Linked DNA regions of Homo sapiens: all the other regions are linked to region 1. The links are chromatin loops, found by intact Hi-C in ENCODE. Cell type or tissue: endothelial cell of umbilical vein. All regions are shown on one strand. Each heading gives the region's core, and the rest is flanking DNA. Links, peaks and the distances in the headings are about the cores only. Region 1 has its middle 19 kb from the start of HYI. Region 2 overlaps PTPRF (protein tyrosine phosphatase receptor type F). Region 3 overlaps SZT2 (SZT2 subunit of KICSTOR complex).

Region 1 (9,968 bases), core at 3,721-7,720:
TCTTTAAGCCTTTAAGTGGATTATTAGGTATGATAGTGAGAGGGACCACTCCCACCACTATCCCTTTGTTCTTACACCTATGCAGCCTGGCTATGGGCACCATATGTTGACTTCTGATTGAAAGCATACACTGTACCCTATGAGAGAGCACCCCCACATTGGAGGGTGTTGCCTTCCAGAGGGCACTGTAATGAGCCTTTAGTAATCTGTTTCACCATTCTCTCAAGCTACTTGCTTCCAAGTTGTTGCAGGATCCTTGGGGTGTTGCCTTTCTGGCTGGAAACCTCTGTGGCGAGTAGTGTCTTTGCCCAAGTTTTGCTTGGGCCCACTGGGCTCATTCCTCCCACTCAACCTGGCAGGCTGTACTCGGCTCATGCCACTGACCTGGATGCCATGCCTGCCAAGGGCAAGCCAGGTGTGGAGCAGTAAGGGGTATGTGAGTGAGCAAGCATGGGGTCTGGCCACTGCTTACAGGCAAGCGTGCTGGCTACTGCAGTGGGGTGGGCAGCTCCAGGTGTCAGCACAGGTGCTGGCTCTCTGCAAGGCTGCAGCTAGACCAGGTGTACTGCAAGCAGCTTCTATGGCTGGCACCAGGGAACATGGTGGCACCCGGAAGCTTGGAGACTTCAGGAACTTCAGGGCCTCAAAGAGGGAGTCACAGCCCTGGCTCGGGGAGCTCCCAGGTCTGGGCTCCCCAAAGGGCCACAGCTCTTCTTTCTTCTTCTCCTGCAATGTGGTGAGCAAGGGGTGTGTTTCAGCCCTGTTTGTGTTACAGCTCTTTCAGCCCCACCATTCAGCAGGTCCCAAGTTCTTGTCCTGCGTCCAGGAAGAATGAGGTACATGGACAAGTGCAGGATGAGCAAGGCAAAGAGGAGCTGTGTGGAGTGACACAATAGCTCAGAGGAGGCCCTGGAGTGGGAAGCTCCTCTCTGCAGCTGGTCATTGGGACATCTGCTCAGCTCTGGCTGAGCCTGGGGCTTTAATGGGCCTCAGAAGGACAAAGTGTGTACTGATTGGTCCATGGGTGGCCATGGGTGGGCCCAGAAAAGGCACCACAAGTTCAGACTGGCAGTCCCACCCCTAGCTTTCAGGCCCTCCCTGGCCTGAAGGTCGGGCCTCACCACAGACCCGTTCCCTACTGTGCAGGATCCCTTCTGTGCGGGAGCTTGTCTGCCTCCTGCTGCTGTTGATGGTGCCCAGGCTGTTTGTGCCAAGGAACACCTGCAGGCCTGTGCCAAGATTCCCTCAACTTCCCCTTGGCTTCCCTCCTATGCTTATTAGTGCCCAAAGTCTGGAGGGGGCCAAGGTGGCAGGGGGCTGGCGTGTTGGCACTGCCCCAAGTGTTCTCACACCCAGCCAGGCTGTGACAGCACCCAGGCTTGGCCCCAACCTTGCTCTGAGATTGGAGCAGACAAGGGAGTGGGAAGAGGCCAGGCAGTGGGAGCAGACACCTCTGAGCCTGCAGGAGGAAGGGGGACTCTCCCAGGCCCCTGAGAGTGCCCAGTTGTCTGGGTCCACAGCTATAGCTTGGGCGGTTGCAGCTACACCCAGATAGGTGGGATTCCTGCCTGCTCCTGGACCCCCCAAGAGCACAGAGATGCCTGGGTCCACAGCCATGACTTGGGTGGTTGTAGCTGTACCTGAAAGGGTGGGGCTTCTGCCTGCTCTGTGGAGTGAAAGGCCCAAGTCCGCAGCCACGACTTGGGCAGCTGCAGCTGCACCACCCAGGGAGCTCCTTCCCCACCAATGCAGAAGGGGCAGGGCTCCCACTTGTCCCCAGCTCCTGCTGGCTCTGTGGAGTGTGCAGCCGTGGCCGCACCTCCCTGCTACAGCTGGCATGTGGCAGCAGCCACTCCAGACGAGCTGCCACTGCCATCAAATTGATAAGCCACATCATAACACCAGAGAATTTTATGGGCAGGAGCCCACTGCCATACTTCCTATGCTATAAAATGGGCCCCCTTATCAGAGATGATGTTGTATTTGATACTGTGGTGAAGAATAAGGCATTCCGTAAGTCTACAAGTGATGCTGGAAGAAGCACTTCAGGCAGAGAAGACAAATGTGTACCCAGAAGACATGTTTACGGCATGAAAGCAAAATTCTATTCCTTTCAAGATGGAGGAGTCCAAGGTAGGCTTCCCCCAAACAAAGTGTGTCTCCATCATTGTGTTGTGAAATTCAAGGGCAAGCAACTTGTCTCTCACTTTAGAGAAGGATTACCCACGCCAATGACCCTCTAGAAACTTCACTTACATAATATGCCTCTTGGCCTTAGGCACACATATGTCTTACAAAGGCATCTAGAGTGTTGATGCTTCCTACTCACCAGGTCCAGTTAACATAATTCCATCAATGTCATGGACCAGAATGACATCCTGTAGGGTATCAAGATGATCAAGTTCCCATCACACTATATTATGACAGAGAAAAGGAAACTTGATATTGTCCTGGTGTAAGATAGTAGAGGTATACTATTTGCCCTGCTATGTAAATGCAAACTGCTTCGGATTTTCCTGGGGGAAAAAATGTTTTCTAGGTCAGAAGCTGAATGCCAGATATCATGGGCTGTGTTGAATTGCCACAGTAAGTATTTCACATTTAGTGCTGTAGCTGTGACTGACATCACTATGTGAATAAATGTACAAAGATCTCTTTCTCCATGCCCCATCTGGCTTTTGCACTAGCCAGATAAGTAAGTTAAATGGGGATGTACTGGGAATTGCCACCTATGCATATCTCAAGTTGCTGGTGGTAGCATTAATCACTGTAGTTTCCCCCAGGTTGAAGTATTTTTTACTTTCTTGGTATGGTGGGCGTGGAAGTGAGTGCTGGAGGGATCTCCATCAACAAGAGCTTCCACTTTGCCCTCCTTTTCACTACAAAAGTCTTAATTTCATGGGTCAAAGGACCAATATAATCATTCTGCCAGTTATTACATATCTCTCTTTTCTCTACACATTCTAGGAGTCAGGGAAAAACACAGGATGAATACCTGATCCTGTGGACACTGTGTTAGACAGACTAGGATGTATGGGCTAGGATTCCATACATCACCTGATTTTCATAAGTTCCAAATTTCACTGGTGGATGATGGTGGCACTTCAGGGTTCTGGGGATCAGAGTGAGTTCAGGGTCAATATTTATTAACCTTGGGAGTATCTAGTATATTTCCTTCTCCCTAGTGTATAGCTGCCCTGGTAAATGGCTGCAGGCCATTCTGAGGAAGGCTTTGGAGAAGACACACAATATACATCCGTGACCACATTGCAGGGTCCCTCCTCAGTTGTGGGTATCCGAGTTTATGAACTGACTTAGGTCTAGGAATTGGGTAAAAGGCCACGAATCTTCCTCCAGTTTCTACCCAGAAACCTAGAATTTTTCACCTGTATTTGTCAGGCAGCACCTTCACAGGCTGCCCAAGTATTTCATTTCTAGAGAACTGCGCCACAATTCACTACAGATTACAGCACTCTGATGGCCACTCTGTCTCTGTGGCTTGCGGGGCGCTACCTCCTGTCTGACCAGCAAGCATGGCCACCTTGCCTCATCTACTGTGGGGTCCCATTATTCTCTTTAAGATCAAGAAACCCAATTCCTTTGCATTGTCCCCAACTGTCATCTCCAGCCTATAGATGACAGTCACCACAGAGCTCTTCAAGGACTTCCAAATACCTTAGTGAGGGAAGTGTCCTTCAGACCTTCTCAGGGGCCGTGGTGAGGGAGAAGTGAGCAGGTTTGCACAGCACATTGGTGCTCACAGTGCGGTGATTCTCATCCATGCCAAAGTTCGAGAGCCACCGCTGTGGAACACGGCCTCTCCGACTTTAATGAGCACGCACGGCACCTGAGGATCTTTTTAAATGCAGAGTCTGGTTTGATAAGTCTAGGGTGGGGTCGAAGGTTCTGCATTTTCTGATGCAGGTGATGCCAGTGCCTCTGATCTGGGACAACAGCTCTGAGTAGTAATGCTGTAGAGGAAGGTGTCTGAAGACTCAGGAACATGAGGATCTAATGGATCTATTAAGTCAGGGAGTGGGGGGGTCTCAAATTTTAGTGCAAATCAGAATCACCTGGAAGCCTTATTAAAACACAGATTTCTGGGTCTCACCCCTACAGTTTCTGATTCTATAGATCTGAGGTTAGGCCCAAGAATTTGCGTTTCTAACAAGTTCTCAGATGATGCTGATGCTGTTGGTCCAGGGACCACACCTAGAGAAGTGGCTGTCTACCATCCTCCCAATCCACTCCCTGACCTTTCCCTTGACTACCCTGACTGTCCACCTAGGCGGGGTTTTGCACGTCTTTAAGAGTACAGCTAGCTTTTTCTGGAGCAGGCCTTCTACTTTGTTATGGGCCTGAAGGTAATAAGAGGTAAGGGAGGGGACCTGAGGAGAGTTAGCATTAGCATATGGGGCAACTGCCCTGGGAACAATGATTGTAAGGCTTTTATGCAGAGGAGAGATAGCTCCTTCAGCCAGAATAAAAGGTTTAGAGGAGAACAGAGGTTCAAAAGTCTCAGCCCAATCAGGCCTGCCTTTCAGGCATCCTGTATCCCCTTCCTGTATCTGAGAGTCCTCCCCGAGAACCTTGCCTTGGCATAAAAGACTTGGCCGCGTTATGCATTTAATTGCTGCTGCAAATCTACAACTTTAACAGTCAGACCATAGACTTAGTTCTTAGCCATATTTACCCTTCAATTACCGGAAATAAGGAACCCCTCAGGGCCACCATGGAGGCATTCTGGTTTTCCATGCGTCTTTTTAATTGTATTTCCATAGCCTTGATTTTCTCTTTTTCCCTATATAAATTTCTTAGGATAGTAAAAAGAATCCAGTTGTTTCTACTATTTTTTAATCACTGTTGTTGCCATAGCAATTAAGTGCCGGCGCTACTTGATCTCTTAATGCCTTGCCCATCACCTGCATTCCCTCCCATGCTCCCACCATTGATAATGTGGGTAATGATGATGTCACCACATGCCATGGATTACTCACTTCCTCATTCTTCCCCAGCAAGGTTATCGCTGTGTTCCTCAAATACATGAGCAACGGAATTCCAGAATCCCATTTTGAGGAACTATTTTCTGATTTCACAATGGCTATGTCAGTCTGAGTTCAAATAGGAAACAGATGGCACACTGAAATTAGTATAATTCAAGGAGGCTTTTATGAAGGGGCCATTTATGAAGGTTTGGACAGGGTATCAGGGACTCACAAAGGATAATGTAATCATCCAGAACTAATAACAGCAGAATTACTGACATCCCTAGGCCTGAAGGGATGAAGACAGGGAATGGTTTCTGGAATCCAGAAGGAAATTCCTGCAGAGTGAGCCATGTGGAGAGCAGTAGTGACTTGTGGTCAAAGGACACAGCCAGCTCAGGACGTGTAAGGGAGCTCTGTGGCTGGGTATCTGCATTGGCTGAACCCAACACAAAGCCAGAAGGCAAGGACTCCACTGGCATAGACCATGAGGGGGCTCTCCTAGGAAAGCGAAGGGGGAGGAAGCGTGGAGAGTGGATTTGGCCTGGTGAATGTTCCCCTAAACTTTTTCCGATACTGTTACTGTTTATTTTTCTTCACATTTAAATCTATCGTCTTGCTCTTTGTTTTCTATTTGTCTCATCTGGTTTTTGTTCCTTTATTTCTCTGTCCTTGCCTTCTTCAGGACTAATTACTTTTATTATTCTATTTTTTTCCTCTATTACCTTGTTAGTTTTATTAATACATTCTTTTTTTATTCTTCTAGTGGTTACTATAGAGATTAAAATATCTCCTTACATCACTATGAACTCATGTTTAGTTTAATATAGACACAGATAATTACATCCAGAAATATGTTTATATATCACACATACATATATACATAGGCACATACATCATACATACTTGTATATGACATGCACGTATATATATACATGTGTGTGTACACAGGCTAGTGTACACACATATCTTCCCTTACTCTGTCAGCTGAGAAGGCCTAGGAGCAAAGAACACCCCTAGCATCCAGTTCTAATGCCATTCTCATAACAGAAACCGGGGCTCCTCAGAGAAATGGATGGCTCAAATTGAAACAGAAAATATACAGGAGGACCCTGAATCATATTGTAGTACCGGAAAGTAAAGGAGTGTTAAAAAATGTTGAGAGTATGCCAAAAGGACACAGGAGTCAAATCAAAGAGCTCCCAATGGTCAACGCTGAAAATTTTTAAGCAAAAAAAAAAAAAAATAAGTAAAATAGTACTGGATTATAACTCAAAGTATAAAATAAATATCCAAGACTCCAGACTGATATAAATGAATGACTAAATATGTAAATAAATGGGAGAGGAGAAATCTCCCTTGCACCACGATTCCAAATAATTTATGTAGATACTCTGCCCTTGAAAAGGAGGGAAAGAATAATACCCCACTCCTTAATTATGGGGTGTACATAGTGACTTCCTTCCAAAGAGTACACTATTGAAAGGTGAAATAAAATAATTTTACAGTGGAGAAACCTGACAAACACTACCTCTGCCAGGGGATCAAGGTCAACATCAATGGCGATAGGTCATGTGGATAGTGTGTTCTTCTTGATAGGATGTGATGCAAATGACACTTTACCACTTGTTCTTCCTTCCTCCCCCTAAAAACAGGTCACCCCAATCTAATTATGAGAAAAACATCAGACAAATCTCAGCTGAGGGACATTCTATGAAATACCCAACCAGTTCTGCTCAGAACTGTGAAAAACAAGGACACATGAATGTATATGTGTATGTCATATACATATCCATTTGAGAAACTGTCACAGCCACAAGGAGCCTAAGCAGGCATAACAAGTAAATGTAATGTGGGATCCTAGATCAAATCCTGGACAAAAAAGGACAGTAGGTAAAAATTACAGAAATGTAAATACAGTGTGAATTTTAGCTAATGTATCAATATTGATTCATTACTTGTGACAAATATGTCATAATGTAAGATGTTAATAACGGGAAAGGGAATGTGGGGCACAGGAAAGCCCTCTGTACTATCTTCTCAATGTTTCTGTAAATCTAAAACTATCTAAAATAAGAAGTATATTTTAAAAATAGAACTCCTTGGCTCACTAGAGTTTGCCTTAAATTAGTACTTTTATTACTTCTCAAACAATGAAAGAAACTCACAACAGTTTAATTCCATTTATCCTTCTCTTCCTCCCTTTTGTGTAATTTTTGTCATCTATGTTATTTCTTTTTTTTGTTGTTTTTTTTTTAGATGGAATCTTGCTCCATTGCCTAGGCTGGAGTGCAGTGGCGTGATCTCGGCTCACTGCAACCTCCACCTCCCAGGTTCAAGGGATTCTTGTGCCTCAGCCTCCTGAGGGGCTGGGATTACAGGTTCATGCCACCACTCCCGGCTAATTTTTGTATTTTTAGTAGAGACAGGGTTTCACCATCTTGGCCAGGCTGGTCTCGAACTCCTGACCTCAAGTGATCCACCCACTTCGGCCTCCCAAAGTGCTGGGATTACAGGCGTGAGCCACTGCGTCCAGCCTGTTATTTCTACATGTGTTTTAAACTCCACAAGACATTATTGTTGTTATTTTAAACAATCAATATTCATTTAAACATACACTATATGTATGATATATGACAAATATATGAGGGGATATAGACAAATGGATATATATCACATATGTATATGTATATGAAAGATATAAAATACTCTTGGCCACGCACCGTGGCTCACGCCTGTAATCCCAGCACTTTGGGAGACCAAGGTGGATGGATTGCTTCAGCCCAGGAGTTCAAGACCAGCCTAGGCAGCATGGTGAGACTCTCTCTACAAAAAACACTAAAATTAGTCGGGCATGGTGGTACATGCCTGTAGTCCCAGCTACTCTGCAGGCTGAGGTGGGAGAATTGCTTGGGCCCGGGAGGTTGAGGCTGCAGTGAGCTGTGATCACGCCACTGCACTCTAGCCTGGGCAACAGAGAAAGACCCTGTCTAAAAAATAAAAAATAAAAAAAATTACTCTCCACCCTTCCTCCCCTTTCGCTTTCCTAGGAGAGCCCCCGCATGGTCTATGCCAGTGGAGTCCTTGTCTCCTGGCTTCGTGTTGGGTTCAGCCAATGCAGATCCCCAGCCACAGAGCTCCCTTACAGGTCCTGGGCTGGCTGTGTCCTTTGACCACAAGCCACCACTGCTCTCCACGTGGCCCACTCTACAGGAATTTCCTTCTGGATTCCAGAAACCATTCCCTGTCTTCATCTGGGGATGTCAGTAATTCTGCTGTTATTAGTTCTGGATGATTACATTATCCTTTGTGAGTCCCTGATACCCTGTCCAAACCTTCATAAATGGCCCCTTCATAAAAGCCCCCTTGAATTATACTAATTTCAGTGTGCCATCTGTTTCCTATTTGAACTCAGACTGACATAGCCATTGTGAAATCAGAAAATAGTTCCTCAAAATGGGATTCTGGAATTCCGTTGCTCATGTATTTGAGGAACACAGCGATAACCTTGCTGGGGAAGAATGAGGAAGTGAGTAATCCATGGCATGTGGTGACATCATCATTACCCACATTATCAGTGATGGGAGCATGCGAGGAATTGCAGGTGAAGGGCAAGCCCTTCTTTTGGACTTAATTACGGTTTTTCTCTCATTGCATTTTTCCTCTACAAGTTTTGAAAGCATGCATTCAAATTGTGTGCTTTTCGTGGTTACTGTAAACCAGTTTAGCATTCGTATTTTATCTAAAAATGTCTAAAGTCAATATCTGTATCATTGTCCCAATCAAGCCAAGGATTTGGGGATAGATGAACTCCAGTTGCCCTGCTTCAGACATACGTGCTACTGTCATCCTGTGTGTTAGATCTACGTTGTTGCCTTTAACCTCACAAATTTGACATCAACAAAATTTTGTAGTTTTATTTTTAGATTTATTCACATGCTTTTCATGTCTGTTCACAATTTTTTCTTGCATTTAAGGTGCTGCTTTTGAAATTTGCGATGCTACCTTATGCCTGGTATACACCAGTGGTGACGAGTAAACTGGCTCAGGGGCAGGGAAGGGCCCTGAATTGTAGTCAATTTCTGGTGTGGAAATGTACTCCCACCATGGCTTATTCCAAGCCATCAGTGTAACATCACTGAATGAGCAGGTGCGAAGAGATGTTCAAATTTTGTGGGCTCCAGCACACCACTGAATTGTTTCTTTTTCTTTTCTTTTCTCTCTTTCTGTTTTTTTTTTTCACAGCTTTATTGAAGTATAACTGATGTGCAATTAACTATATGTATTTAAATTAGATAAGTTCTCACATCATCATCACCAAAATCAAGATAATGAACATACCCATCACCTACAAAAGTTTCCTCATTTTCCTCCCACCCCTGTCTGACCCCACCCGTCCCCAGATAATCACTGATGTTTTTCCATCACTAAAGATTAATTTGCATATTCTAGCATTTCATATGAATAGAATGATACAGAATGTCCTCTTTTTGGTCTGGCTTCTTTTAGCATAATTATTTTGAAGTGCATCCTTTTGTATGTATCAGTATTCATTTCTTTTTATTGCCAGATAATATTTACATCATATGTATATTCACAATTTATTTATCCAGTCACCTGTTTATAGACTTTGGGTTGTTTCTAGTTTTTTGCAATTACAAATAAAGCTTCTATAAACACTAGCATGTCTCTGTGTAGACATATATTTGCTTCTGTCTTAGGTAAGTACCAAGGAATGTAATGGCTGGGCTATGTGGTAGATGTAGTTTTAACTTTTTAAGAAAATGCCAAACTGTTCTCCAAAGTGATTGTACCACTTTATATTTTCCATCAGTGGTGTGTGAGAGTTTCAGTTGCTCCACTTTCTCACCAGCACTTGATAAGGTCAGTCTTTTTAAATTTTAGCCATTCCAGTGGGTATGTAGTGGTATCACTGTGGCACTAATTTGTATTTCCCTAATGATGAGTATGTCATGTGATTAC
Region 2 (9,968 bases), core at 2,022-6,021, 92 kb after region 1:
TTTTATTAGCTGTGATCTGCCTTGAGGCGCCCAAGTGGATTCCCTTCCGAATGGGTGCTCCTGTTTAGTAGGTGGTACTCCTGCCTCTTCTGTTAGCCATGGACACTGGGCACTTCCCCTGTGCCCAGCCTGCCCCCCTGCCCCTATACTCACAGGTACTTGTAAGGCCCACTGTACGTGTTCCCTAGCCTCATGACCACGGTGGAGCCAATGGCTCTGGGAACAGGCTCACCAGGATGGCGGTTTAAATGCCCAAATGCCCTGTGCATGCACATTCTCCATCCTTGGTAAGGTGCTCCCTCCTACTGGTTTGCTTGCTGGGGAGAGAGGACTTGTTTTTTTTTTTGAGATGGTGTCTGACTCTGTGGCCCAGACTGGAGTGCGGTGGCACAATCTCAGCTCACTGCAACTTCCGCCTCCCGGGTTCAGATGATTCTCCTGCCTCAGCCTTCCGAGCAGCTGGGACTACAGGCACGCGCCACCACACCTGACTAATTTTTTGTATTTTTAGTAGAGATGGGGTTTCACCGTGTTAGCCAGGATGGTCTTGACCTCCTGACCTCATGATCCACCCGCCTCAGCCTCCCAAAGTGCTGGGATTATAGGCGTGAGCCACCGCGCCTGGCCCTGAGAGGACTTTTTTGAAACGGAGTCTCACTCTGCCACCCAGGCTGGAGTGCAGTGGCGTGATCTCGGCTCACTGCAACCTCTGCCTCCTGGGTTGAAGCAATTCTCATGTCTCAGCCTCCCGAATAGCTTGGGATTACAGGCATGGACCACCACGCCCGGCTAATTTTTTGTATTTTTAGTAGAGATGGGGTTTCACGAAACATGTTGGCCAGGCTGGTCTTGAACTCCTGACCTCAAGTGATTTGCCCGTTTTGGCCTCCCAGAGTGCTGGGATTACAGGCATGAGCCACTGCTCCTGGCCAAATTTTAATCAGAGCAATGACGTGATCAAACTTAAGCTTCAGAAAGGTCCGTGTGGGTGCATAGTGGGGGCTGGAAGGAAACCAATGACAGGTTGTTGCAGTCCAGGTGAGTGATGGCATTGGCGCAAATCTGGGTATGGGTAGGGGAAGATAGGGGAGCAGATCACTAGAAGGTTAGAAAGAGGCCGGGCACGGTGGATCATGCCTATAATCCCAGCGCTTTGGGAGGCCAAGGTGGGCAGATCACTTGAGGTCGGGAGTTCGAGACCAGCCTGGCCAACATAGTGAAACCCCGTCTCTACTAAAACTGTAAAAATTAGCTGGGTGTGGTGGCAGGAGCCTGTAATCCCAGCTACTCTGGAGGCTGAGGCATAAGAATTGCTTGAACCCGGGAGGCAGAGGTTGCAGTGATATGAGATGGCGCCACTGCACTTCAGCCTAGGCGACCAAGCGAGACTCCATCTCAAAAAAAAAAAAAAAAATAAGATTAGAAAGAGTAGAGGCCTGCCTGGCTACCTGTAGGATTGGGGAGGTGCAAGGCTCCAGGTTCCTGGCTCTGGGGCTGGGTAGGTGGGGGTGCCATTTCTAAGATTCATGTACTAGAGGAGGACCAGGTTTGAGGAGGCGAGTTGGTGAGTCCAGTTAGAAATCTGTTGAGCCAGGTGTGCGCAGGCATCCAGGGAGGTGTCAAAGAGGCCTCGTACACATTTGCCTGGCACTCCGGGGGACATCTGAAGTTGGAATCTTACAGGCTGAGAAATAGCAAATCTCAGGAGGCCAGAGCCAGGACAGAAGGAGCCCCAGGAACCGACTCTCCATGTTGGGAGGAGGTTCCTGAGAGACTGGAGGGAAACTGGGAGTGTGTGAGGTCAAGAAATGCCAAGAGAAAAAAGTGTGCGAAGGAGGAGGAGTGGTCAGCAGGGCGGGGTGCTGCCGAGAGGCCCGGCATGTGTCCTTAACAGTTAGTTCCGTGGAGCCATTGTTGGCTTTGGTGTTGGGAGACAGCAGGGCTGAGAAGTGAGAGGGAGGCTATCAGTGTCTGTAGTGACTGGAAGGGCCCGAACCTAGGGAGTGAATGGATGACAAGAGTCTCCCTGGAGTAGGACTGAGGTTGGGGAGCCACTGAAGGAGAGTCCAGTGTGGGCCCGAGTCTGGAACTCCAGTGTGGGTCGGGTGTATGCGCAGGGCATGGCCCCTGGGTTCTTGTGGTGGGGAGGCCTCAACTGGGTTGAGTAGGGCGATGTGGGGTGCCAGGGAAACCCGAGGAAGGAGGGGATGACTGGGAGGGGGACGCCGTGCCTGCCAACAGGCCCCAAACAGCTCAGATTGAAAAACAAAACAGGCTTTTAAGATGCCAAGTTTGATGAAATCTGAGTGCTGGAAGAGGTGGGAGTTTGCTCTTGGAAAAACAGCTGAAAATCGAGACTCAAAGCTGCGAAGGGAGATGGGCCCAAGGCTCCCCAGGCCCCCCTTACTGCCTGGAAGCCTGGGGGTGGGGCTGGGCTCTCTGGGAGAGTGTGGGAGCGTGCAGATCTGGCAGCCTTCGACTTTTGGAAGGCGTCTGGCTCTGGCCCTGCTGAGGATGGAGCTGCTGGAGGTGGCCTTGGCTTCTGTGGAGCGGCTGAAGGGCAGGGGGAGCCAGCAGCCCTGCCACCTACGAGGTTCCTTCATGTGTCTCGTCCCTGCATGTGTCTCCAGGCGCACGTGTTTTGGCATAGGTGTGTCTGGCTGTGCATGTCTCCACATGTGTGTTTGCGTGTCTCTGTGTGCACCGCCTCTGGATCTGCTTGCATGCGCCTGTTTCCACAGGTGCTAGTCACTGCAGGTGCCCCTCCACATGCACATGTAGGTTTCTATTTTTACACCTGTCTGTTTCTCCATGTATATTTCTGTGGGTTCCTGGCTGTGCATGTTTCTATGGTGTCTGTGTGTTGAGAGGCAGGGTGAGGCCAGGCCCAACACTCAAGCTTAGGGGAGGCGGTCAGGCTCACAGACGGTGCCACCCCAGGGGGCCTGTGTCTGTGTGTGCGGGTGCGTGCCTGCGTTTGCACGGAGACGCCACGAAGCTGGGTAAACATGGGTGAAAAGGTCATACTGACAGACGGTGCTGCCTGCCCCAGGACCCTGCAAGGCGTCTCCATCTGTCAGCTTCCCTGGTGCAGCCCCCTCCCTCTGGCCCAGAGACTCACCCTCAGGCGTCCAAGGCTGAGCTGGACAAAGAGACCTGTGTGTACTTTGTAGGGGGCCTCAGCAGCCTCCACCCCCATCTTAGGCTCCTCTGTCAGGACCCCAACACATGCCCCAGCTCCCACCAGACTCGCCTTGGTACTGTCATCCCACCACCTTCCCCCACAACAGCCTTTACAAAGGCAGTTTTCCCCTCCTCCCTGGAAAGCTTTCTGCCTCCCATGCTCATGTGTTTCCTGTTCTTGAATCTCCCTCCTCCAGGAAGCCACCAAGATAGCAAGTGAGCTGTGGAGTCAAACCGATCAGCTCCAACACTGCTGTGGGAGGTTAGCCAAGCGCTCATCCACTTCTGAACCTTGGATTCCCACCATCGACCCCCGACCCTCCCCTCGCTAGGGCTTGTCATCGTCTTCTGCCCATGGGGCAACCAAACCTCTCCACGGAAGGGGACAGGTCTCCTTGCTGCAGTGGGTAAAGGCCAGCGCAGTTAGGTGCAGGAGGCATTCACACACACGTGCACACTCCCCACCTTGCACACATATCTGCGTGAGCCGGGGAGACCCTAGGGAATGTGTGTGCATGTTGTCTATGCATGCGGGTAGAATCCGCAAACGGTGTGGAGACTCGGGCTCTTGGGTACCTCTGAAGGCCCCTGAAGTCCCCATGGGCTTCTCCTTCCGTCCAGGGCACCCTCTTATCAGGCCATGGCCCTGAGACGCGTAGTGCAGACGCCCCCGGCGCTGAGGCTGAGGAGGCAGATGGCCCCTCCCCGCACTGTGCAGGGCACCCGGTTGGGGGTGGAGGGGAGGGCCGCGTCGGTGAAGCGGGAAAGCCTAGTGGGAGGATTCCCTGGAGCTGAGGAGCCGGGGCCTGGGAAGGGGCGCAGAGGCTCCACCCAGGCGGGGGCGGGAAGGGCGGTGCCAGGGCGGACAGCGGACGCGCGCGCCTGCACGGACTCGGGCACACGCAGCCCTTCCGCGGCAGCGCCCGCCGCTCCACCGTCGCCATGGCTACCGGCTGGCCTGGAGCGGGGAGGGGCCCTTCCTCCCCTTCGGCGCCAACAGGAGGCGATTTGAGGGGACTCAGCGTGACTGGTGCATCCCGGGGTTGGAAAATGGGTGGGTGCTTGCGACTGTCCACGTGTGGGGGACCCTGGGGTTCGCTTTGCGGTAGATGCAAACGCCGCGGCGCGTGTGCGGGGCTCTGCAGTGGAGCCTGAGCCGTGCCGGCCGAGGCGTGGTGTGGGGGAGGCTGCCGGCCCTCTCGCGCGCGGGGTGTTCACGCCTAGAGCGCTGGGGCTGGGGGCCTACCACCCGGTCTCCTCCCAGCCCCACCTCCGATTTAGCTGTGTGACCTTGGGCAGGTGTCCAGATGTCTAGATCTCTCTCAGCCCCTGGTTGCCCATGTACCTCATAAGGGTTTGGTAAAGATTTAAGTCATTTTGTAAAGCATTTTAACATAGTACCTGGAACCTAGTAAATGCTTCATAAATCTTACTGTCCCTCATACCTGGGTCTCAGTTTTCCCAGTTGTTGATGGGTTTGGAGTGATCATGTGACATCATCTGAGGAGTTGCCCAGGTCCTCAGCCTGAGTGTTGAGGCTGCGGTAGACCCAGCTTCCGCGGGTGCCCGTGGGGGAAGGTGGTAAGTGTGCCAGTCTGGCTGATAGATCAGTTTACACCAGGATGCCCAGTGCTCAGCCAGGCCAGGCGCATGGTGGGCGTCAGGAAAGGGCTGCTGTACTTGGCTGAGTTGAATGTTCAGAGGCGCCTGGATGGGAGAGAAGGAAGAGGCAGCAGCAAGTCGCTCCTGAGGGGCTGGAGCCCTCCTGTAAGACCCACTTCCCTTCCCGGGTGGCAGAGTGGCAGACTTCCGAGTGCTGCCTAGAAGCCTAGTTGGCACAGGGGACTGGCTTTTGGGTCCCGCTGTTTTATGGACAGCTCTCCACACATTCTGGTTTTAGGCTCTGGCGGCAGTGCCTGAGGGATGATCTGAGCCAAGGACAGAGCCACTGAGGGCGTGATAATTGAGGGAGGAAAATTAATTGTCCTTAATTTGGCGTAAATCCCAAAGACCTTCCTCGTGTAAGGAATTCAGAGTAGATTCCGAGACACAGGGCTGCACACATTTGTACTTCCCTTCCCTTCCCTATCTGCGGGTGGAGATGAAGGCCACTTGACTCCTGGGCCCTGACTCTGGCAGGCCATGGCCACGTCTTCCCCATGAGCTGGGCAGGTAGGAATGAGGTCTTGAAAGAGTTAGACTGGTGCTCTGGAGGGCACCCAGGATGGCCCTAGCAGCCCCGAGTGTCCCCAGGTGTTGGGGAGGTGAGCCCTGCACCTCTGGTCCCCCTCAGGCCTTCCTATGGAAGCAAGCAGCAGCTGGGCCAAAGGAGGCTGATCCCCTGCCTGGTGCATCTCAGTCCTCTTCATTTCCGTCCTCCTTCCCTTCTCTTGCCACTGTTGAACATTTTACTTTTAAAAATCTGAAAGGGCACTGTGGGATCATATTTACAGCCAAGGAGACACTGGGTTTATATCCAGAACTTCTAGGGCTGCAGGTGGGGAAACGTACAGCCAGGTCCCAGGAAAGGCTGGGGCGGCAAGGCCGTGCTGGGAATCCTATTGCTCTCTAGCCTGAGACCTCTGCTCCTCATGGGCCACAGTCCCTTTGGGATGTCCCTGGCAGCTAGAGCCTTGGGGAGCATCCCCTGGGACTGGCAGCAGATAGATAGGTATCTTGCTCCTGCCTGTTGGGGCTCGTCCAACTCCCTCTTCTACCCGCCCCCCAGTCGCTCTCCCTGGGTCTCCAAGAGGCTCCAGGGAGGGCTAGTTTCTGCCAGCCTTTACCTTCTTCATGTCTGAGGATGCCATGTGCCTTTACTCTGGCATAGAAGCCTGACTTCCCTTGGCACATGTTCCCATACACCCATCTTGTGCTGGGCTTGTGGAAAGGAGGTAGAGTGGTGCTGGTCTCCCCCACCATGAGCCCAGCTCCCCGCCTTCCCCAGGAGACAGACAAAGAACACACATTCCCCTTGCCCCACATTGGGTGTGTCTGGCATCCACACTGGGAGAGACACTCTGCTGAGGCCTTGAAAATTGGTGGTTTGGGATGGGGCCTGGTGGCTCACAGCTGTAATCCCAGCACTTTGGGAGGCCGAGGCGGGTAGATCACCAGAGGTCAGAAGTTCGAGCCCAGCCTGGCCAACATGGTGAAACCCCGTCTCTACTAAAAATACAAAATTTGCCGGGCGTGGTGGTGGGCGCTTGTAATCCCAGCTACTCGGGAGGCTGAGACAGGAGAATTGCTTGAACCCAGGAGGCGGAGGTTGCGGTGAGCTGAGATCGCACCACTGCACTCCAGCCTGGGCAGCAGAGTGAGACTCCATCTCAAAAAAAAAAAAAAAGAAAAAGAAAATTGGTGGTTTGGTCCTAGTGGGAAGGGCCTCTCACCAGCCTAGAGTGGAAAAGGGAGTTCCCGACTCTAGTCTCAATACCTGTCTGCCCCAGTGGCTCAGCCCTTACTAGTTACACCAGCTAATATTCACTGGGAGTGAATTCCGCATCAGATGCTCCGCAACACCTTGCATGCATGATCAGATACAGACCTCACAGTAGCCTTACCATCAAGGTGGGCACTTGAACCCTGTGTACAGATAAAGGAGACAAAGAATGAGTAACATGCCAGGCCCTAAAGCTAGTTCGTGGTGAACGTGGGAGTCCCATTTGATCTATACTAGTCCTGAGCCTGTCCTGGACTTGTGCTTCCAAGGGGTGGAGAGTAGATAGCCTTGCCCTGCAGCCCCTCGGGGCTGATATGGGAGCCCATGTACAGTGGGAGTGGGTTTGCTGCTGACATCTGTTCCTCTTACTCTATGCTAGTGACTCCTCTGTGTGCCGCCAACCCCTAGCAAGCTGGGAGAAGGCAGCCAGGAGGGAGTTTTTTCTCCCCCTACCAACTTTTTGTGTCTTTAGAGCTTTTTTATCTCCTTTGCCTCCACACACTCAGGCATGGTCTGCAGCCCTGACCGTGACTCCCAGGGTCAGGACTAAGTGAGGGAGAAAGCTCAAGGTCAAGGCTGCAGTAACGAATAGGTCAAGGTCAGGATCGGAGTTAGAAGGGGATCATTGGTAGGGCTGGGGGTGCCCCGGGTCAGGGCTAGAGACCAGGCGGTGACCTGGGGCTCTGCCATGTGATAGAGCTGAAGGCTGGATGAAGGGAACACTGTGTGTGCGGACAGGGGAGAGGGGGCTGGACAGCACAGAGGCCTTCAGGCTGAGCTGTGGCTGTTGGATGCTGCGCGAGCTCCCTGCTAGCCCCCCCCCCCACCCCCTGCAGCCCCAGCATTCATGCAGTGCTTTCTGCTGTGACCAGCAGAGCATTGATTCTCGTTCTTCTCAGGGCCTGGAGAGATAAGTGCTGACGCCTTCAGTCTGAGGCGTTGCCTCTCAGACCTGGAAACTCCCTGACAGGGCAGGGGTGGGCCCCACTGCAGCCTCTGCCCTGCCAAAGAGACTTAGGACCCTGGTTCCTCAAATCGGGGTATGCTTCATGCTTAGAAGTCAAGGAAAGGGGAGGGGAGTCTTGAGGGCCCTGGCCAACCTGCAGTTGGGGAGGTTACCCCCAGAGGGGTCATAGGGGGCAGGCAGAGCCAGCCCTAATACACACATTGCTGTTTGTCTGCAGAGGAACAGCTGCCCCCTGGGTTCCCTTCCATCGACATGGGGCCTCAGCTGAAGGTGGTGGAGAAGGCACGCACAGCCACCATGCTATGTGCCGCAGGCGGAAATCCAGACCCTGAGATTTCTTGGTTCAAGGACTTCCTTCCTGTAGACCCTGCCACGAGCAACGGCCGCATCAAGCAGCTGCGTTCAGGTGAGCAGAGGGCAGGGGTCAAGGGGCCATGCAGACCTCAGAACAAGCGTCTTGTCAGATCCCAGCACAGCCTACTCCCTTGGGCCTGGGCACCTCCAGGGCTGAGCGGAGGGTACCTGGTGGGGTGGGCTGGGTCTTACTGCAGGTGTGCCTGGCTCAGGGAAGAGAGCTCGTGGTTGGCTGTGCCGTTACCTTCTTCGGATTGTCAGACTCCAGACTTTGGGCCAGTTCTGCCCCTCCCAGCACATGTGATGTGCCAGTGTGGTGGACTCTTCAAGGGTGCTCTATGGATGTTCACCCTCCTCCTTCCCTGTAGCCTGGCCTGAGACAGGGCCTGGATGATGCTTCTCTTTGCTTCCTCAGATGGCAGGGCTTAGCTGGGAAAAGAGGCTAAAGGTGCCTGATTCATCAGGCTTCAAAAGGCTGGATCTCAGGGGCCTGGAACTAAGGGGACTTGCTGTTGTCCCTCGACCACCAGAGCCACCTGTCTCCTCTGGATGTCTCCGTCGAGCCAGCTCGGAGCCCTGGGAGCAAGGATGCCATCGTGCAGGAGGGAGGTGTCACCCCATTGATCGATCTGCCTGTGAGGCTCCTGCCAGGATAATTGATTCAGTTTTTGTGGGAACAGAGCAGGCGGGAAAAGAGGCTCAGAATCAGCTTGGCTGCATTCTGCATCTGCTGCCAGCACGGCCTGGACCAATAGTCTTTGCTTCAGAAGCCCTCCTGCTAGCTATGGGATGGTTGGCCTCGGGCAGGATGGCCAGTGCCGGCCAGAGCCCCTTCTGCCTGTCAGTTGTGATGTCAATGATGAAAAGGAGGACATGACTCTTGCCCCTTTCAGGGGCCTGCAGGCTTCAGAGGTGCCCTCCCACTCCCTGGGATGCCAGCCCCTCCCCATCAATTCCCACCAGCCTCACAGCCCCTTGGTGCCCAGCAGGAGGAGGGAGAGACAAGCTGCCCAGCAGGGCAAGATTCTGGCCCCAGCCACGGCCGCCTGAGACAGCCCACGAAGTGTTAGCTCATTTAATTTAATTAAAACTCAACAAGATGGAGGCAGCTGTAGCGCAGTTAATTAAAACAGCCATAATCAAGGCAGCAAACGGCCGGCAGTGTTTGTGGCCGCTGCCCAGCGCAGCACAGCGGCCAGCACGGTTCGGCTCCTCTGCATTTTCTCATAGTTCCTCCAGGCAGGCTCCCCAAGCAGCCAGACGCTCCTCCCTGCTGGCCTGGGCCCCTCCACAGAACCACATGGACTTGTCTGGCAGCAGCTCTGGGAAGGCTCGCTCACACATTGGTTCATCTAGTATTTATATAGTGCTTGGGGTGCCCGGCCCTGGGCCACCCCTTCCTTGCCTATCACTCCACTGGATGCCACTCAGGCCCCATCCTCCTTGTCCTCTCGGCAGCAGCTAACATTCCTCCCTCCTTCCCAACCACACTCCCATTTTTCCCTAGCCTTTCAGGGCTCTGTCTCTTGCGACTTCCCTCTTCCTAGTGCCCCTTCCCTGCAGCAGCATCTTCCCTTCCACCAAGCCCTGCCTTTGCCCTATGGACACAGCCTTGCCCTGGACGAGCTCACCCCCTCCTAAAGCTCCAACTGCCATCTCCTCACCTGCAACTCTAGCTTTAGTCTTTCCAGCCCAAACCTCTTACCTGAGCTCTAGATCCAAAATTCGACCTGCCTTCTGGTCACCCTGACCAGTGGTGATCAGTGATGAGTGATGACCTTCTTTTCAGACAGCTGTACCCTCTTTCCATAAGTGGCACCCTCCAACCTGGAACATGGGTCTCAAGTTGGTTTGAGAGCTCTCAAATGTACCACCCTCGTGGCTCTCAAATTGGCCCCCTTCTCCCCTCCTGCTGCGTCAGTCCTATCCCAGGCACCAGACACTGCTTTCCCTGCCTCCGGGCCCTCCCGAGAATCCATCATCCTGTAGGTCAGGTTTGCTGCTCATACCTTCCTGTGCCTC
Region 3 (9,968 bases), core at 2,000-5,999, 59 kb before region 1:
CAGGCCTTTGACAAAGAACATGAGTCATTTGCTATAGCTGCCAGGCATCAGTGTATGGCGAGGAACGGGGGCTTGAGGTTGCCCAGGCAAGGCCTCTGAGGTGGGGTATATTGGGGGTTGGGGGGGGATCTTGATAGCACTGAGTTGCTGGATCCTGTGCTGCCCTGCCTGGGTGGGGAGCAGGGTGAGGGAGGCCATTCCTCTTCTGTAGAAAATGCCAACCCCCAGTACAGGGACTCTGGCAGCTGAATTGGTGACTGTAAAGCCTGATCTATATGAAATCAAAGGCACATGTGGAAATCCACTCCCAGCAAAGGGGGAGTCCTTGGGGGAAGCCAGCTGGGTTTCTGTAGGATCCCCTCTGAAATGTCAGCATTTGAAAAACACAACCCAAAAGTAGAGGATCTACAGGGAACTTTATTCTCTCACTTCTGTCTTCATGGAGGGCACTGCCCCTTGGGAAGACCAGGTTGGCTTCTGGCACAGGTATCCCCCATCTTCTTGGGCACCTGTGGCATTGCCAGCAGGCCAGAGGGGGCAGCTGGCAGTGTTGGCTCTAGCCTGACCCAGGGGGCCCAGTTAGGATGCCCTCTACCCATGGCAGGGGTGATGGCTACTTCTCCATGGTTCATGCATGAAGCTTCCAGCCCTTTCCAGCTCAGGGAACACATGCAGAATGACAGTCACCCAGCAGACTGGAAACTGCCTCCTCTCCAAAAGTCTGGCTCCTGAACACCCTCCTCCCTGGGAAGGGCTTTAGCCCCTTTGAGATTGGGCAGGAACCAGAAGAACAGTTTCTCTGCTTTGCCATGTCTGCAACCTAGGGCTCACCCAGCCCCATCAAGTGCTGAGCTCCAGCACTGTCCACACAGTGGAAACCAAGTGAAATGACTTTGGCTTGTGGAGGGGGAAGAATGAAAAACAAAAACAAAAGCAAAATCACCTGCCCACAAGATAGAGCAGAAAAGTTCATCCACTATCTTTTTTTTTTTTTTTTTTTTTTTTTTTGAGACAGAGTCTCACTCTGTCACCTCGGGTGGAGTGCAGTGGCATGATCTTGGTTCATTGCAACCTCCGCCTCCCGGGTTCAAGCAATTCTCCTGCCTCAGCCTCCCGAGTAGCTGGGATTACAGGCACCTGCCACTACGCCCAGCTAATGTTTTGTATTTTAAGTAGAGACAGGGTTTTACCATGTTGGCCAGGCTGGTCTTGAACTCTTGACATCATGATTTGCCCGCCTCAGCCTCCCAAAGTGCTGGGATTACAGGCGTGAGCCACCACACCCGGCGACTTCATCCACTGTCTGTCCGCTTCCTGTGTAAGGCCGACCACCCAGCCCCCAAACAACCCTTAAAATGAGACCCAAACCAAAGACCTAACATATAAGCCTCAAATCAGTAAACCTCTCCTGAAACAGGCAGAGGAACTGCCTGCCCAGAAATACTCACAATAGGCTGTGCAGATTGTAAAGAGATCAACAGCTTCACCCACGCTCTGCATAAACTCTGGTACTGGCTGTGTTCTCCATAGAAGGTCTCGCTGTGTTGCCTGGGCTGGAGTGCAGTGGTGTGAACACAGCTCACTGCAGCCTTGATCTCTTGGGCTTAAGTGATTCTCCTGCCTCAGACTCCTGAGTAGCTGAGACCACAGGTGCATTTCACCACTCAGCTAATTTTTAGTTTTTTTGTAGAGATGAGGTCTCTACCAAGCTGGTCTCTAACTCCTGGGCTCAAGCGATCTTCCCATCTTGGCCTCCCAAAGTGCTGGGATTACACATGTGAACCACTATGCTTGGCTCAAAGATTTATTGATAATACCCTGCAAGCACAAGCGTGCAAAGCAAAAATGGACAAATAGGATCACATCAAGTTAAAAAGCTGCACAGCAAAGGAAACAATAAACAAAGTGAGGAAACAACCACAGAATGGGAGAAAATATTTGCAAACCACCCATCTGACAAGGGATTAATTACCAGAATATATAAGGAGCTCAAACAACTCTATAAGAAAAAAAAATCCAATAATCTGATTTTAAAATGGGATTTTTTTTATCTTAAAAAAGATCTCAATAGACATTTCTCAAAAGAAGGCATACATATGGCAAACAGGTATATGAAAAAGTGTTCAATATCATTGATCATCAGAGAAATGCAAATGAAAACTGCAATGAGGTATCATTTCACCCCAGTTAAAATGGTTTTTATCCAAAAGACAGGCAATAACATGCTGGTGAGGATGTGGAGAAAAGGTAACGTTGTGCACTCTTGGTAGAAATGTAAATTAGTACAACCACTATGAAGAACAGTTTGGAGGTTCCTCAAAAAACAAAATAGGCTGGGCACGGTGCCTCATACCTGTAATCCCAGCACTTTGGGAGGCCGAGGTGGGAGTTTGAGACCAGCCTGGCCAACATGGTGAAACCTTGTCTCTACTAAAAATACAAAAATTAGCTGAGCGTGATGGCAGATGCCTGTAATCCCAGCTACTCGGGAGCCTGAGGCAGAGAATTGCTTGAATCTGGGAGGCAGAGATTGCAGTGAGCCGAGATAGTGTCACTGCACTCCAGCCTGGGTGACAGAGCAAGACTCCATCTCAAACAAAAAACAAAACAAAACAAAACTGAAAATAGAGCTACCATATGATCTAGCAATCCTCCCTCCTAGGTGTATACCCAAAAGAAAGGAAATCAGTATATGGAAGAGATATCTGCACTCCCATGTTTATTACAGCACTATTCACAATAGACAAGATCTGGAAGCAGCCTGAGTGTTCATTGACAGATGAATGGATAAAGAAAATGTGGTACATATATACAATGGAATACTATTCAGCCATAAAAAAGAATGAGATCCTGTCATTTGCAACAACATGGATGGAACTGGAGGACATTATGTTAAGTGAAATAAGCCAGGCACAGAAAGACAAACTTGGCATGTTATTTATTTGTGAGAGCTAAAAATTAAAACAATTGAACTAATGAAGATGGAGAGTGGAACGATGGTTACCAAAGGCTGGGAAGGGTAGCTGGGGGAGGTGGAAGGGGAGATGGTTAATGGGTACAAAAATAGAGTTAGAAAGAATGAATAAGATCTAGTACTTGATAGCACAGTAGACTGACTACAGTCAACAGTAATTTATTGTACATTTAAAAATAACTAAAAGAGTAAAATTGGATTGTTTGTAACACAAAAAATAGGATAAATGCCTGAGGTGGGTAGGCATGGTGACTCATGCCTGTAATCCCAGCACTTTGGGAGGCTGAGGTGGGTGGATCACTTGAGGCCAGGAGTTTGAGACCAGCCTGGCCAACATGGTGAAACCCCGTCTCTACTAAAAATACAAAAATTACCTGGGTGTGGTGGCCCATGCCTGTAATCCCAGCTGAGGAAGGCTGAGGCACAAGAATTGCTTGAACCCGGGAGGCGGAGGTTGCAGTGAGCCAAGATCGCACCTGCACTCTAGCCTGGGCGACAGAGCAAGGCTCTGTCTCAAAAAAACAAACAAACAAACAAAAAAAACTTGAAGTGGTGGATACCCCATTTACCATGATTTAATTGTTATACATTGTATTCCTGTATCAAAATATCTCATGTGCTCCATAAATATATACACCTTCTATGTACCCACAAAAATTTTTAAAAAAAAATTTTTTTTTATACAGTCTCACTCTGTAGCCCAGGCTGGAGTGCAGTGGCGTGATCTCTGCTCACTGCAACCTCTGCCTTCCAGGTCCCAGTTAAGCAATTCTCTTGCCTCCCAAGTAGCTGGGATTACAGGTGCCCACCACCATGCACAGCTAATTTTTGTAAAATTGAAAAGGTCCAGAATAGCCTCTGTGTGTACAGAAGGTAGGAGTCTCCATGGTGACAGCTGATCTTGGGCTGGTCAGTATGCTTAGAAATAAAAAAGCATTAAAAAGTATGAGAATAAAAAAGGCTTTGCCGGGCTGAGGAGGGGCAGCTCATAAGACATCCTGTAGGCCAAGGTAGAAGAAGCTATTAATAGAAGATCTTATAGTGCCCCCATGTGGGGGGTTGGGGAAGCCCAGTGTGGAGGACCCTAAGCAGAGGGAAGTTGTGACCCCAGATAAAGATGACTAATGACTAGGGACCTGGGCTGAGGACTGATGGAGATTGGATAAGGGGGAAATTGGCTGTGGAGTCATACCTTAGACCCTGGTTGGGTAGGAAGTCAGGATCGCCTAGATGGAGCTATGGAGAATAAACAGAGCAGAAGTGTAGTGGTCTGTGCCACCCTGACCGTCCTGTCTCAGTCTTTCCCATGTGCTTCTTAGGTGCTGGTACAGGGCTGCCTCTTGGACCCTTCCCAGCGGGAGGTGTTCCTGCAGCAGATATATGAGCAGCTCTGCCTCTTTGAGGATAAGGTGGCCACCATGCTGCAGCAGCAGTACGATCCCCAGAGCCAGGTATGTAAGAGAGAAAGTGGGCAGAGGCAACTTAGAAAGAGGAGCAGCTAAGGACAGAGGGCAGAGAGGAGGGATAGTCCAAATAGGGCAAAAAAGGGCTAAGAGCTGGGGCAAAATGAGACAAGGATAGGCATGCTCATGACACACTCCCTGTTGGAGCAGGACTCAGATATACTCCCCAAAACACAGATTCTTTCAGGGAAAAAATGTGAAATCCATTTGTTTGCATTTTTTTTTAGCCCCAGATCTCCTCCAGTGGATCTGAGAAGGTGATTATGCGTGGCTTTGACCTCTAGTTAGCATTTTGTACAATCAGGGATAAAGCTGCCTAGGCCCACTAGACTTCCCTGTCTCATCACTTTGGGTACCCCAGAAGTAGCCAGGCAAATGGCAGTCCTGTGTGCCTGATGACTGGTCATGTAATTTGATTGAGGTATAAAATATTTCATAACAGTGATGGAAAAATGTGGAAAGGGGCCCTTCTTGGCAAAAGATGGAGAAGCCCTACTTCAGTACAGTCTGAAGCTTCATCTGATGCCGAACTCCCTTCACCTCTGAGGTTCAGTATCTGAGCACACACAGGGAGGAAGCACAGTCAAGACTCAGCCGCATAGTAGGGGAATTGAGGTTCTCACAGGATTCGGCCTGTCTGGCCTGAGAAGTGCTGGGCTATAAATTCTGGCTTTGCTATGGATGGGGCAGCAATGCCATCTGCCCCATTCTGTCTTTTCTGTAACTTGGGGCAGGCAGAAGACCAGTCCCCAGACTCAGGGGACCTACTGGGCCGGAAGGTAGGCGTCTCCATGGTGACAGCTGATCTTGGGCTGGTCAGTATGATTCGTCAGGGCATCTTGGCACTGCAGTTACTACCCTCGAACTCTAGTGCAGGTCAGTAGAAGGAATATTGGTGGGACTGGGGAAGCAGGGATACAGGAAGGGTGGGGCTGACTGCTAACAAAGATAGCAGTTCCAGGGAATCAGTGGGCCCCAGGGAAGAGGATCTGTTTCCTTGTTTGCAAAATGTAAGTCTGTATTAGTGTGTATCAGGAACCCTCGACTCTGACAACCATCAGAGACCCTAGAAGGAGTAGAGCTCCAAGGATATCACTTAGGGGAGGTTATGATCTGGCATTCAAGAGGAAGAAGCAGGAGGGTAAGGGAGAAGGAAAGGTGTTTGAAGTTTATAAAACTTCACAGTTTATGAAACTGCCGACATTGGTGGGAAGACACTGAGCCGTTCAGGACCCTGTCAGTTGGGTGCCTCCCTGTGAGTTTGGTCTGGCCAGTGTCTCCAGGTCTGATCTGGTGTTTCCTGCTCCAGGGATTATCGTGATCACGGATGGGGTGACCAGTGTACCTGATGTTGCTGTCTGTGAGACACTGCTGAACCAGCTTCGCAGTGGCACTGTGGCTTGTTCCTTTGTCCAGGTGAGGACTTTTTAGGAAGGACGAGAGAGATATGGAATATCTCACACAAAGTTGGGATGGCTGATTACTTTCTTACAGGCAGTGATTTCCCAGATAAAGTCAATTACTTAGTTACATGGGGGGAAGGAGTCATATCTAGAAGGTAGGTAGCATCGTGGGAGAGGACTCTTATTTTTTTCCTCTTTCCTTAGGATTTTGGAAATAGCTGTTAAAGCAAAAAGAATGCAGAATTTGAAATCTGACAGTCATTTCCAGTCCCACCTCCCCTTGTAGATTAGTCATTATTGTTTTGAGTGCAAGGGTCAGAAAACCCCGCTCAAACTAGCTTAACCAAAGGGGGAAAAGGCATAGCCAGGGACTGCAGCTAATTTGGATTGATGGACTGTAGGGAAGGAGGTAAAAAGCTATGGGAAACAAGGCTGAAGGGGTAGGCACAGGCCAGAACATGAAAATCTGGTTCTGCTTTATTAATGAGGTTAAGCATGATTCTGTGGGTGATGCAGATAGATAGAAGGAAAGTCATTAGTTGGGTTTATGTTTTATAAAGGTCACTCTTGCTGCTGGGTGAAGGACGGGGGAAGTCGGGGAGGCTACTAATTGCAGTGAGAGAGGATCAGGGCTTAAATTAGGGGTAAGAGGATTGAGAAAAATGAAGAGGCAGAGTCAACCTGACTTCATGATTAGCAAGATGGGGGTAAGGAGATGAGAGAGAAGCGGGCTTAAAGTTGTCTCCAAGTTTTTGACTCCAGTGATGACTGGGTAGCAGCAGAGCAAAAGGAAGAGAAGCAGTTGTGGTAGAGTGAGGATAAGATGATGAATGCAAGTTTGTGTATGTTGTGTTCGAGGTGCCTGTGGTTCAACACAGACAGTTAAGAACATCACCTTTGGAGTTAGGCATGCTGGTCTAAATCCTGACTGCACTTACTAACTGTGTGACATTGGGCACATCACTTCACCTCTAGGTCAGATTCATTTGTAAATGGAGATTGTAAAAGTACTTATCTCACTGGGAGGTGAGATGCATTTAAAGTATGTAGCATTGTACGTAATCACTTAAGAAATGGCTGCTATTTGTAGCAGGTAGCAGTTGAATACACAGATCCTGATATTCAGGAGACAAACACTGCTTGAGAGGTAGAGATTTAAGATTTATCAGGGTACAGATGGTAATTGAGAACAGAAGAGGGTCCTGGAAGAACTTTGGGGAACACCAGTGTTCAAGGTCTTTCATAGGAAGAGGGCCCAGCAAGGAATGAAGAATCAGCCAGGAACCAGAAGATTGTGATGTCAGAGAAGGTCAGAATTTTTGGAAGAAAATTTTACTGGATCTTTCTGCTGCTTCTCACAATGGTAACTACACTGTGAGAAGTAGCAAAAAGATCAAGTAAAATGAGGAATGAAAAGTGCCCTTTGGATTTGGTGATTAGGAGGTCACGGGGATCTTTTTCAGAGCCATTTTAGTGAAGAGGTGGTGAGGGGATTGAAGAGTGGATAGAAGGAAGGAAATAGGGACAAGTGTTGACAAAAGAAATTTGGCTGTTGAGATAAACAGCAGAGCAAGAGAGAGAATGGTAACCAGAGGGAAGTACAGGGTAAAGGAGTGTTGTGTTTTGTTTTTAAAGCTAGAGACTTAAGCATGTTTCTAAGGATCTGTAGTGAAGAAGAGTTTGAAAATAAAGGAAGGAAAAAGGAGGCTGGTGGAGTAAAGTCCCTAAATTGACAGGAGGGCATTGTCTTAAGAAACAGATTGAGGGATTCTTTTGGAGCAGGGAAGTGTCGTTTCTTTCTTTGAAAATAGAAAGAAGTGAAGATGTCTGCGAAGGGCCTCCGATTTCTCTCTGAAGTAAAAGGTGAAGCTGAGTACTGTAAGGAAGAGGCCAGAGTTGGGAAGAAGGAACAGTATTAAGGACTGCCCTGAAGGACTAGCTGAGTTGGGTGTCATATGTTTTGATGTGGTGCCAACCTACACAACTGTCAGTTTTCTCTGGGCACCACTGGCCAAGAATAGAGGCTATGATCGTAGTTGGGGTTTCGAAGAAGCAGATGAGAGTGAAGAGGGCCAGGGATTTGAGAGCGATGCTTATGAAGTTGTCTGAATGTAGGGTCCAAGCTGGGTCGAGAAAGGAGGGTCAGGACAATGTGGATAGATTTGGAGAGAGCAGAGGTTCAAGGCCTGGCAGTCTCAGTGAGGTCAAAGAGCAGCAGCAGGAGGAGGGTGGGAGGAAGCTAAGGGAATAGTGTTGTATGTAATCAGTGGGTTATGGCAATTTGAAATTGCAAAGATGAATTTGTTCCACATGAAGCCAAGAGCCAGCGTGTAGCCTATAGGCAGGTGAATGGAATAGAGTAAGTTACTGGAGATGAGAGTTAAGGAACTGAGAGGGCAGGGACTTGAATGAGTAATCTGGAGCAGGTCTGCAAACACTTTCTGCAAAGGCCAGTCAGTCTTTAAGCCTTGTGGGCCACTTGGTCCGTCACAGCTACTCAGCTCTGCTGTTGAAGCGTGAAAGCAGCCACAGACAATACAAAATGAATGTGTGTGGCTGTGTTCCAATAAAACTCGATTCACAAAAATAGGTGATGGACTAGATTTGGCCCTCAGGGTATATGTAGTTTGCTAATTTCCCACCTACAGCTATTGTATTCAAAATGTAGTCCACAGACCAGCAGAAAGCTTGTTTGAAATGCAGAATCTCAGGCCCCACCCCAGACCTACTGCATTTTAACAAAATCCCCAGGTGTTTTTCATACACCCTAAAGTTTGAGAAGTGTTGGTAAGCTGAAGTCTCTCAGGATGATGACAGGAAGTCAGTGAACCAGTTGCCAAAATCTTTAGTGAAGGAGGTGGTGGGCCTTTAGGTATCGAGGAGGAAGCAAAGAGGATGCTGTGGCCGGTTAGCATGGGCATCAGACAGAAGGGCTTAAGGAAGGAAAGACACAGACAGTGGTCTGTCCTGGGAAAACACTGGCCTACTTCCCACTCTGTGGTCCAGGGAATGGGAGCAGCCACCTAGCCCAGTCTCTTTCTCTCCTGTTCTTCCTTCTCCTATGCCTCTGTCAGAGCTAGGTCTTCAGTTGCTCACTTTTTCCAGGTGGGAGGAGTTTACTCTTATGACTGCAGTTTTGGCCATGTGCCCAATGTGGAATTAATGAAGTTCATCGCAATGGCAACATTTGGGTCCTACCTGTCCACTTGTCCTGAGCCGGAGCCAGGCAACCTGGGTCTGACTGTCTACCACCGGGCATTTCTCCTCTATTCCTTCCTGCGCAGTGGGGAAGCACTGAACCCTGAATATTACTGCGGTGAGAGGCACACTGAGGTGGGTGTGGGAAGGAGGGAATATAGAATGGGCCCAGAGATGATGGGGCCCTGGAGGACTGAAAGTGTAACTGGGGCTGGCTCTGCTGGCACTGTTACCTCACAGTCATTTCAGCATAGCCCCTTCCCCCTACAGATCTGTCAGTTGGCAGATAACCAGTTTCTCCTTCCCCATCTCCACTGGTCTTCCAGGCTCTCAGCACCGCCTATTTAATGAGCACCTGGTCTCTGCAAGCAGCAACCCTGCCCTGGCCTTGCGCCGGAAGAAGCACACTGAGAAGGAGGTGCCAGCCGACTTGGTCAGCACTGTGTCCGTACGGCTTCGAGAGGGCTACAGTGTCCGAGAGGTCACACTGGCCAAAGGTAAGGGTCATTAGGCCCTGCTGTAATCCCATAGATCTCTCAAGAATTTGTGTGTGGGAAGACCCACATGTATCACACATGAAAGAGTGTCACATTGAAGTCCTTATCACTTGAGACAGTGGGTTTTGAATTGTCATCAGGGCTTAATTCTCTTAGCATGGAGCTTCCCAATTCTATCTCCTTTTGCCCAAGGTGAACCAGCTGAGGGTGGTATAGGGTCCTGAACTTGGCTTAGTTTTCAGATTGTTTCTACAAACTTGTGTTTGTGTCAGTGGGCCAACTCTGGGCCTGAAACCTGTGGAACCATGCTTGGAACCTTTGGCAGGACTGGGTTCCATGAGGTAGGTGGGGGTTTCAGATAGAACTCGATCCCAGGCCTAGAGTCCTATGCCTTCTCCTAACTGGCCCTTCCGCTTCTCCCTAAGGAGGGTCC

The links. A loop is a pair of places that touch in the nucleus more often than their neighbours do. Peaks named below come from ENCODE experiments on the same cell type or tissue, not always from the same donor. Only the 100,000 strongest peaks of a DNase experiment are listed, where the experiment ranks them.
Region 2: a loop joins it to region 1, with 11 times the contacts of the local background. A loop is called at or near these places in 1 of 110 quality-filtered maps.
Region 3: a loop joins it to region 1, with 5 times the contacts of the local background. A loop is called at or near these places in 1 of 110 quality-filtered maps.

What each region holds. Positions count from the first base shown.
Region 1 is chr1:43,467,655-43,477,622 of GRCh38, forward strand. No RefSeq gene overlaps it. Among named protein-coding and RNA genes, the nearest start is that of HYI, 19 kb to the left of the region's middle. RefSeq lists enhancers at 4,160-5,359, 8,464-8,758. In endothelial cell of umbilical vein, for the core only: no CTCF peak of the experiment used is centred there; DNase peaks (open chromatin) are centred at 4,906, 5,337 and 5,957; H3K27ac peaks cover 4,000 bases.
Region 2 is chr1:43,561,781-43,571,748 of GRCh38, forward strand. PTPRF (protein tyrosine phosphatase receptor type F) reads left to right here. Exons shown (of 34, transcript NM_002840.5): 6 at 7,810-7,998. Among named protein-coding and RNA genes, the nearest start is that of PTPRF, 36 kb to the left of the region's middle. RefSeq lists an enhancer at 3,319-4,114 and a silencer at 3,959-4,108. In endothelial cell of umbilical vein, for the core only: no CTCF peak of the experiment used is centred there; no DNase peak of the experiment used is centred there; H3K4me3 peaks cover 674 bases.
Region 3 is chr1:43,410,789-43,420,756 of GRCh38, forward strand. It overlaps SZT2 (SZT2 subunit of KICSTOR complex), which reads left to right. Exons shown (of 72, transcript NM_001365999.1): 5 at 4,294-4,425; 6 at 5,172-5,313; 7 at 5,747-5,853; 8 at 8,946-9,156; 9 at 9,365-9,535; 10 at 9,961-9,968. Among named protein-coding and RNA genes, the nearest start is that of SZT2, 26 kb to the left of the region's middle. In endothelial cell of umbilical vein, for the core only: a CTCF peak has its summit at 4,022 (motif pointing left); a DNase peak (open chromatin) is centred at 4,023.